Linked DNA regions of Mus musculus: region 2 is linked to region 1. A link is a loop called in an ENCODE intact Hi-C map of the cell type or tissue named here. Cell type or tissue: left cerebral cortex. All regions are shown on one strand. Links, peaks and the distances in the headings refer to the core of each region. The heading gives the core; the rest is flanking DNA.

Region 1 (4,325 bases), core at 665-3,164:
GGGAATGGCCTTGGTCTTGGGTGTATGAGACCCTGGGAAACACGTCCAGATGGCTAGAACCCAGGACTTCTGGGTGCACCAGGGAGCCAGTGGGGACCATTTCCATGTCTTGAAGCCCTGAGCTGCAGGTCCGTGGCAAGTAGGGTAATAACCCCATTTTACAGATCAGGAAACGGTTGTCTAGAAGTCCCTTGTTCGGGTCATCAGCCACTCTGGGGGTGTACCAGCCAGCTCCGGCTGCAGCAATCAAGTTCCACTGCCTAAGTGTCTGAAAACAACAGAAATTTCTCATCCCATAGTCACAGAGACCAGACTTCCAAAATCAAGGTAGCAGTAGGATAGCTCCACTCAAAGTTGCTGGGCTTGTAGATTATCCTCCTCCTCTTTGTGCCCACGTGCTCTCTTGATGCATGGCACTGTGCGCAAAGTTGCTCTTATACCGGGACATTGGATTATTTCCCTGTGCTCAGAGGTGCCGTGGGTAGGATTCCACCTTACAGACTGAGAGGGAGCTGAGACTAGACACTTGTTGTGTGAAGCCCACAAGCCTAGGTCCTCCCCTCCCCCTCCCCCTCCCCTCGCTTCTCCTCCTTTCCCCTCCCCTCCCCTCCCCTCCCCTCCTTTCCCCTCTGCAGTGCTGACTAATCTGCTCCTCGGTCGCTCTCAGCGGAGGAGTCAGGAACAGTTTCTAGTTATTCTTACAAGAAGACAGGCTACCCAACCCTCCAATGTGGGGCATTCCACCCCAGCTACAGTGGTTCCAAAAGCTGTCTCCCATAAAAAGCCAACTACAGAGAAAGCAGCTGAAACAGGCAGAGGCAGTCCACACACCTGGGTTAGGCCAAAAGATCCAAACTCAATGGAAAGGCTGTTTGTCACCCGCTAAACTGACAAAAGGCATCGATGATGACACTGTGGGTACCAGGCATCCCGCACTGTTATTGGTGGAAGCATAAATAGGTTGAGGGGTGGCTTCCTGTCTGAGTCACAAGTGCCCCTTCTGCTCCCACATTTGTACACAGACACGAGAGTCCTGCTACAGCCTAAATGCTGAGATTTAATTGCTATCATTATAGTCATGATGGGGGAGGGGGTTGAAAAGGTGACTGGGCTACCCAGGGTGCAGTTGTCACCTTGGGAGCAGAGCACTTGTTCTTCAGAATATGAAAACCCTTACCAGATATCAGTACCACACCCTTGAGCCTCCAACATGGAGGGCTGAGTAAACTCTACTGAGCACAGGCCACACAGTTTACAGGGCTGAGCTCCGTGTAGAGATGAACTAAAGGTGAGTACAAGGTTCTGCGTGGCATCTGTGGACTCAGGCTGGAGTGCAGTGATGGAGTCCGGGTCCAGCATGGGAGGGGCCTGGGCCAAATCCCCAGCACAAGGGATGGGGGTTAGGGAGAGTGGGGTTGGGAGAGAAGAGTGGAGAGAAGAGAGGGAGAAGGAAGGGAGAAATGAGAGAAAAGAGAAGGAAAGAAAAAAGAGAGAAAGAGAAAAAGAAGAGTAGGGAGAGGGAAGAAATAATGAGAAATAAGGGAGGGGGGAGGGAGAAAGAGAAATTGTGCTAAGAGTCCTACATTTTAATACAAAAATTTAAAGAACAAGAACATTATTTATGAGCCAATATATATAAAAAAAATGATGGAACCAAAAACGCAAATAAACAGTACAAACCAGTCTCACCTGCGTAAGTACCTGATCTGCATTTACATGTTTGTGAGCAGAGCCTCGGTGGCTGGTCTGACAGATAACCTGGATGAGCAAGAAGTGGATGGGGGAGGAAAGGAAGCAGAAAAAGCAAGCTTGAGTCATCTTTCTGCAGGAATTGCATTTAAAAGATTACAATTACACAGGCAATTTCTACCGCAGGCTTCTTGTGCAGCTCATTCCTCAGGCGGAGCGTGAGCCTTTTAACACTTTCACAGATAAATTCAGTTAATTCTTCTTCTCATTAATGACTCCACATTAAACCTAGGCCTTCAGAGGAGGAGGGGGAGACCACAGCAGATACAGAGCACACGTGTCCCTGTCTCCTCCCTGGGCTCTGTGCCCACCAGAGCTTAGCTGCTTCTCCCCGTTGGCAAGGACAGTTGAATCAAAGACAGAAGATGGAGAAACAGAAAAACTCTCTACCCAAAGCAAGACATGTTTGTTCATAAAGGTGTCCCTCTCCTGTCCACCAAGAAGGGCAGAATTCATCTCTGGAGGCGACTATGGACCGTCCTCAATGTGGACAGTGGTGGAAGCTCACATAACTCCTTCTGGTACTTTCTGACTAGTCATCTTAAAGCCCTTTAAGATGCCTTACTCAGGCTTTGTTGCATAGATAGGCCTGCAGGCCCAGGGATTTGAAGAGGCTGAGGAAGGAAGATCACAAATTTAAGGGCAGCTCAAGCTCCAGAGCCAGTTCAAGGCCAGACAAGGTAACAACTTAGTGGGACCTTGTCTCAAACAGAAAAGTGTAAAGAGGGTGTGTGTGTGTGGGTGCTGGGGTGGTAGTGAGGTGGTGGAGGGCGGTGGAGGGTGATGGGGGTGTTGTGGAGGTGGCTGGGGGTGGTGGTGGTATAGTGGTAGGTGGTGGGGGTGGTAGCTCAGCCAATATGGTTCTTGCAGAGTACATGAGGACCTGGGCACACACCTCAGCATCCATTCACAGAATCCTGTACAGTAGTACACACTTGTGATCCCAGCACTGAGGTGAGACCATGGAGGTACCTGGGTTTGCCCATCTAGCTTAGCCTAACCAGGTGAGCCCCAGGCCAGGAGGAGACTCCATCTCAAACAACTGTGGGCAGCATGGAAGGAGGAGCCAAGCCCGAGTTTGTTCTATTTCCATGCAAATATACACATCGCCTATCAGCCTTGGTCATGCCATTTTGAAGTCTCTCCCTTTGGGTTAAGTGATGGCAATTTCCACCACAGAAGTCAGCACTGCAGACTTGGTTTCCTGGATCCTGCCCTGCCCCTGCATCCCTCTGATGATGGCTGATCAGGAGGGATGCTTATCCATCACCGGATGTTTGCTCATTTGCTGCTCACTGTTCTTTGGTCACTCCTGCCAGTGGCCAATCTGGAACTGGAAAGGACTAATAACAGCCTCCTTCCCAGCCTCTCCACCTTCTGCCCTGTAATTACTTTAGCTTGTAAGCAGACGTCAGACCCTGATTCTTATACCGATGCACTCTGTCTTCTCCCAGATTAAAAGCCTGCATTGTATTAAGTCGTTGGTTTCCGTGTCTGTCTCTCACCACAGATAAACATGCACAAAACAAAGAAGCAAAAGCGATCAAGCAAAACCTCAAGGTTTACCCCCACTTCCTCCAGCGAGGCTCTGCCTCCTAAAGGTTCTGCATCTTATCGAAACAGCACGCCATCTGGGAACCAAATGTTCAAACACACGAACCTGTCGGGGCATTTTGCACTCCAACCACACATCCCCAGATCCAGGGCCATGCTTCTTTGCCATCCGAGTTCACAGCTACATTCCATATTTCTAGTCCTCTATAGCAAACAGACCTTTACAGAGTATGTGTTGCCTGGTTTTGTGTTAACGTGACACAAGCTACAGTCATCAGAGAGAACAGAGACTCAATTGAGAAAATGCCTCAAGATTGGGCTATAGGCAAGCTTGTAGAACATTTTCTTAATTAGTGATTGATGGAGGAGGGCCCAGCCCATTGTGGGTGGGGACATTCCTGGGCAGGTGGTCCTGGGTTCTATAAGAAAGCAGGTTGAGCAAGCCATGGGGAGGAGGCAGTAAGCAGCACCCTCCTTGGCCTCTGTGTCAGCTGCTGCCTCTGGGTCCCTGCCCTGCTTGAGCTGTTGCTTTTGATGATGAATTTTAGATGGAACTGTGAGTGAAGTAAACCCTTTCCTCCCCAAATTGCCTTTGGTCGTGATGTTTCATCACAGAAATAGTCACCCTAACTAAGACTGAGGGTCTCATTGTAAAAGAGTTGGCACGACCAAGAAACCTCGTTTTTTAAAATATACTTAATTTCTCTATCTCTGTCTCTCTGTCTCTTTCACGGTCTTTCTCTGTCTGTTTGTTTCTGTCTCTCTCTGTCTCTGTTTCTGTCTGTCTGTCTCTGTCTCTGTCTCTGTCTGTCTGTCTGTTTCTGTCTCTCTCTGTCTCTGTCTGTTTCTGTCTCTCCGTCTCTGTCTGTTTCTGTCTCCCTGTCTGTTTGTTGGTCTCTGTTTCTCTGTCCTCCCCCTCCCCTGTAGATATGTGCATACCACACCACATGTGTGGATGTCAGAGAACAACTCTTGGAAGCCAGTTCTCTCCTTCTACTCTAGGCCTGATGCTTACTTTGTGA
Region 2 (4,325 bases), core at 1,182-3,681, 130 kb after region 1:
CAAAAACCTCTCTGCTTTCAAAACAAATGACTCAGCCCAGCCAATCAGCCAGCTCCTTATCTCGATTTAGTTCCTCTTCATTGATTGGATGGACACACAATGCCCTCCTGGAGATGCCAATGAAATAAATCGAGCGGATGGATGATCTATTGTTTAGCCTCCAGTCTGGGAGCAGGGTCCCCCCCCCCACACACACACACATAAACCTCTCGAGACCACGTGCAATAGCTCACTGCCTAAAGCCTCAGCTCTCTCAGGCAGACCTTACACACTCTCTCCTACCTATGTTTGTGGGATGACACCCCTCTGCCACCTCCATTATTCAAATCAGGAGATGTGGCATCAGCCAGAGGCTGCTTCCCAGCCCCGTCTCCCGGACATTCTCCTGCAGCCACGGTGTCCACAGGAGCTTCCCACACTGGGCGCATTCTCTTTCACCTTTGCCTTAAATACCCTATTTTTCTTCCACTTCAAACTGGTACAGCTTTTACTTACCTTTAAAACTCCAATTTGGATGTTCTCTCCTGCAGCTCGTCCGTCTATCCTGCCTTCCCTCTCCTACCCCATCTTCTCCCCTGCAGCTCATCTATACTGCCTTCCCTCTCATACCCCAGCCCCCCCCCCCATTGTGATGGTTGGGTCCAGCATTTACCACGATGCACTGGGTTCCTTTGAAGAAGGGTTTTTAAAAGTTTATCTTTTTATAACCAACTCCTTGCAAAGGGGCAAGAGCTCGGCAGAGGCAAACTGAGTTGCTGGATTGAGCGAGTCCAAGTCTCTGCCTTCCTAGCTATACCAATCCATTTTCAAAACACCTCAAGAAAATGAAGACAAGCCTTTCCCCCTTCATCACTGCATAGAAGCTTATGTGTATTCATCTACCATGCTAAAATCTTAACAAGAGAACATTAATTTGTTTGCCTGTATGTGTAGATTATGAGCAAACACCATAAATCTGCAATAACACAAGAAATGTCTCATCTCTGGACACAATATTTTCCAAGGAAGGGAGCCTGTTTGGTGGCTGGAAGAATGAAAGGATTTGAAGGGGTAAAAAAAAAAAAATCTTTTGCTGCTTGGGTTCCTGGGTTAGGGTAGCCTGGGGGACAAGGAAAGGAAGATCACCCGGTTACCTTCTCGGGAGCAGCCAGCTGCAAATGATTAACCTCCAAGGGCGTGATGAGAGGGACGGTCTGGAAACCATCCTCCACGGAAGGCGGCTTGGCCCCCTTCTCTCCAGGGTTGCTGTTCAGCTTCACCATGCTTCTGCTTTTATTCCAGACCTAAGGCAAGCAGCAGGATTCTGGTTACAGTGGGAATGTGAGGGGCTGAGGACGGTCTGAGACAGCTCAACTGCAGCAGCATTCAACCTGGCAACAGCCATCAATCTCCCACTAGATTTCCTGACATGATTCCCATTGTCCGGGGAAACTTCATTAATCATCAGAATGTGCTAACTGCTCACCGAGTTCACCAACCCTCGAATTAGGGAGCCCCTCCCAAACCCCCAAACCCCCAAACCAAAAAACCCCCAAAACCTCAGACCTTCATTTTTTTTTTAAATGAGCTTAAAAAAAATACCAAGAAACTGTGGCTAACATATCCCTAGAGCCCCACTGGCAAGATTGTTCTTAGCACAAAAGGAAACTCCATTATTCTGGGCCCCCTGCAGTAAGATACATTTCATCTCACCACCCACATCGCTATTTTGCCTTTTCTTCACCAATCTCTAAAACACAATTAAATACAGTCAATCTCTCTCTCAAGACCCCCCTCTCTCTCTCTCTCTCTCTCTCTCTCTCTCTCTCTCTCTTTTACATAATATGTAGATTGTACACGAGACCCAGGTTTCTACATCAGAAAGAGGCTGGCTTGAACCTGATCTCCTTATTCAGCCATGAAATAGCTCCATTTCCTCAATAGCCAGGGCCTTCCTTCCTTCCTTCCTTCCTTTCTTTCTTTCTTTCTTTCTTTCTTTCTTTCTTTCTTTCTTTCTTTCTTTCTTTCTTTCTTTCTTTCTTTCTTTCTTTCTTTCTTTCCTTCTTTCTTTCCTTCCTTCCTTCCTTCCTTCCTTCCTTCCTTCCTTCCTTCCTTCCTTCCTTCCTTCCTTCTTTCTTTCTTTCTTTCTTTCTTTCTTTCTTTCTTTCTTCCTTCCTTTCTTTCTTTTCATGGAAAGTTAGCAGCCCCCATATTGCAAGATTGCCAACTAAATAAACAAATCACATTATTTCCCTCCAGTTCCCTTTGAACTCAAGGATTGATTTCACCGCACCCTCAAAAGCCCTGCACAACTGAATTTCTCCTGTCAATCCGGCTGGTGGGACGTAATTAGACAAACGGAGTTGTGGGGATGACAGGGTGGTAAGGGCTGGGAGGGTGCTGGGGAGTGGTTACAACAAAAACAAATGCCTACTTACTGTGCGGCACTGGTGGGGGTCAGAGCAGAGTCAAGCCAATATGTAGAGGAGGAGGACAAACAGGAGTCCTCCCTCCTCAGCCAGAGCGTGGTGCTGAAAAAAGCAGCCCTCGCGTGCCTGGATCCGGAGCTTCTGAGAACGAGGCGCCAGCGCGCAGAGAAGATCTGGCAGCTGCCAGCCTGCTCGCCAGCTCGCGCCTCCCACCGGGGACGGCTCCCACACCACCTGTCATCTGGCACCACCTGCTGTTTCTCATGCATGGCCACAACCCCTGCATAGGACAAACGTTTTAAAGAAAAGTGGAAGGAATTTTGGTTATTCCAAAAACAGTAATGTGGCTTATAATTTTTTTTACAATAATGTAAAATGCAATTCTTGAGTCTTTGGTGGAAACTGAAAAAGCAGGCACTTTGTTTTTTGTTTTGTTTTGTTTTGTTTTAGGAGAAGGGCTCCCCTCTTGCTAAAGCTTCCCTAACAATACTGTAAAACTCAAAACACCTGCTCTGGGTTAGAAGAGAAAGTAAACTGGTAGTTACTTTCCATTTCCTGTGCTGTTACACCTTTCTGGTCTCTTTCAAGCTACTGCCCTCTTTTGTAAACTGTGGTTTCTAACAAAGACTGGGAAATGGGGTGGCTTGCACTGTGAACACACCTGCATAAACTGCAGACAGTGCATAGACTTGACCTGTCTAAGGTCACAGAACTGGAAAAGGCCAGAACTGGGACTTGATCCCTGACTCTTGTCCCCAAAATCCATATCTAGGTCAAGACGTTAAATAACATCCAGTTTGCTGACCAGAGTAAGAAGGAGTGGAGAGGCAGTGTCAGCCGGACCAAACTGGCTGGGTGGGTCTGACACATTTTCAGCCACTCCCTGAGCCTCTGCTGCCTTGCCTTTGATGGAGGATAACAGCACTTGCAGAATGAGATGGCAGGGAGTACGGGAAGAGAATGTACCCATGGAAACACATCTGACTTGTGAGAGATGCTCTGAACGCCTATTTCAACCACAGGGATGATTGAGCCCACTGCCAGTGACTTCTCCCAGCTGTGGCTCAAATCACTGTTCATCAACAGCTGCAGTACTGACTGAGTGGTTCACTTTGATTTAAAAAATATTTGTTCTGTGTGGAAAAAAAAAAATCACCCTAGCTAGTGTCTATGTGTTACAAGGCACAGAAACGCGTGTGTCTTCTGTATTGTTCGGGCATGAAATGTGTGTAAGGGTTTTTGAGACCATGAAGGCTGTCATCTATCAGCACCACACAGGGCAGTGTTAAATGGTGATGTATATGTGTGAGAGGGAAGTATTCTAAGAAATATTGGTTTTCCTTCCCCTTCTTTCCAAAGACCTAAATGACTGCCAAATTCATGCATGGCACGAGACCAGCACAGTATAGCCAGCAACCACAGGTTCAATTGTGAACATGTATATTTCAGATCCTAACGCTGCTGCCCTAAGAGTCAAAGAAATCCCCTCTGATAGTTCATGGCTGATTGACAAGGAAAAGCCACACTTTTCAAGACAGAGGTCCCTAGAGTTCACTAAGCTCCAGAAAGCAGCTTGCCTGGAGGCAAGGAGAAGTCCAGGCTTGGTGACCTGTGAGGTTAAGACCCAAGCTGGAAGGAAGGCCATGGCTGGAATGGCATGTCTAACCTTGATGGAGAACAAGGTTGAGGGGTTCCAGATAAAATAGAATAATTGGTATTTAAAAAAAAATTGAGGATTGAAAGCAAATACTATCACATCATTTGATGAGGTTTTCAATGTACGCAACATGCAAGACATCTGTGCAGCAGAGTGCGGTGGAAAGAAACCAAGATGGTGTCGGATATGGCCTTATAGACTGCTTTAAGTGATGAAGCTTTGGGTCCAAGTAATCTGTATCAATTTAAGTATGTTTTTTG

What was found. A loop is a pair of places that touch in the nucleus more often than their neighbours do. Peaks named below come from ENCODE experiments on the same cell type or tissue, not always from the same donor. Only the 100,000 strongest peaks of a DNase experiment are listed, where the experiment ranks them.
Region 2: it touches region 1 in a loop (4-fold over the local background); 15 of 42 quality-filtered maps call a loop at or near these places.

What each region holds. Positions count from the first base shown.
Region 1 is chr11:32,125,183-32,129,507 of GRCm38, reverse strand. Gm39676 (a long non-coding RNA gene) reads left to right here. Exons shown (of 3, transcript XR_872349.2): 2 at 2,337-2,429; 3 at 2,620-4,325. It overlaps Gm51888 (a long non-coding RNA gene), which reads right to left and starts at 2,230. Exons shown (of 3, transcript XR_003949656.1): 1 at 1,690-2,230; 2 at 832-935; 3 at 1-268. In left cerebral cortex, for the core only: no CTCF peak of the experiment used is centred there; DNase peaks (open chromatin) are centred at 742 and 1,884; H3K27ac peaks cover 1,775 bases.
Region 2 is chr11:31,998,689-32,003,013 of GRCm38, reverse strand. It overlaps Nsg2 (neuron specific gene family member 2), which reads right to left and starts at 2,595. Exons shown (of 5, transcript NM_008741.4): 1 at 2,418-2,595; 2 at 1,134-1,283. The coding sequence starts at 1,262. In left cerebral cortex, for the core only: CTCF peaks have their summits at 1,675 and 2,659 (motif pointing left); DNase peaks (open chromatin) are centred at 1,277, 1,674, 2,591 and 3,286; H3K4me3 peaks cover 1,742 bases; H3K27ac peaks cover 1,807 bases.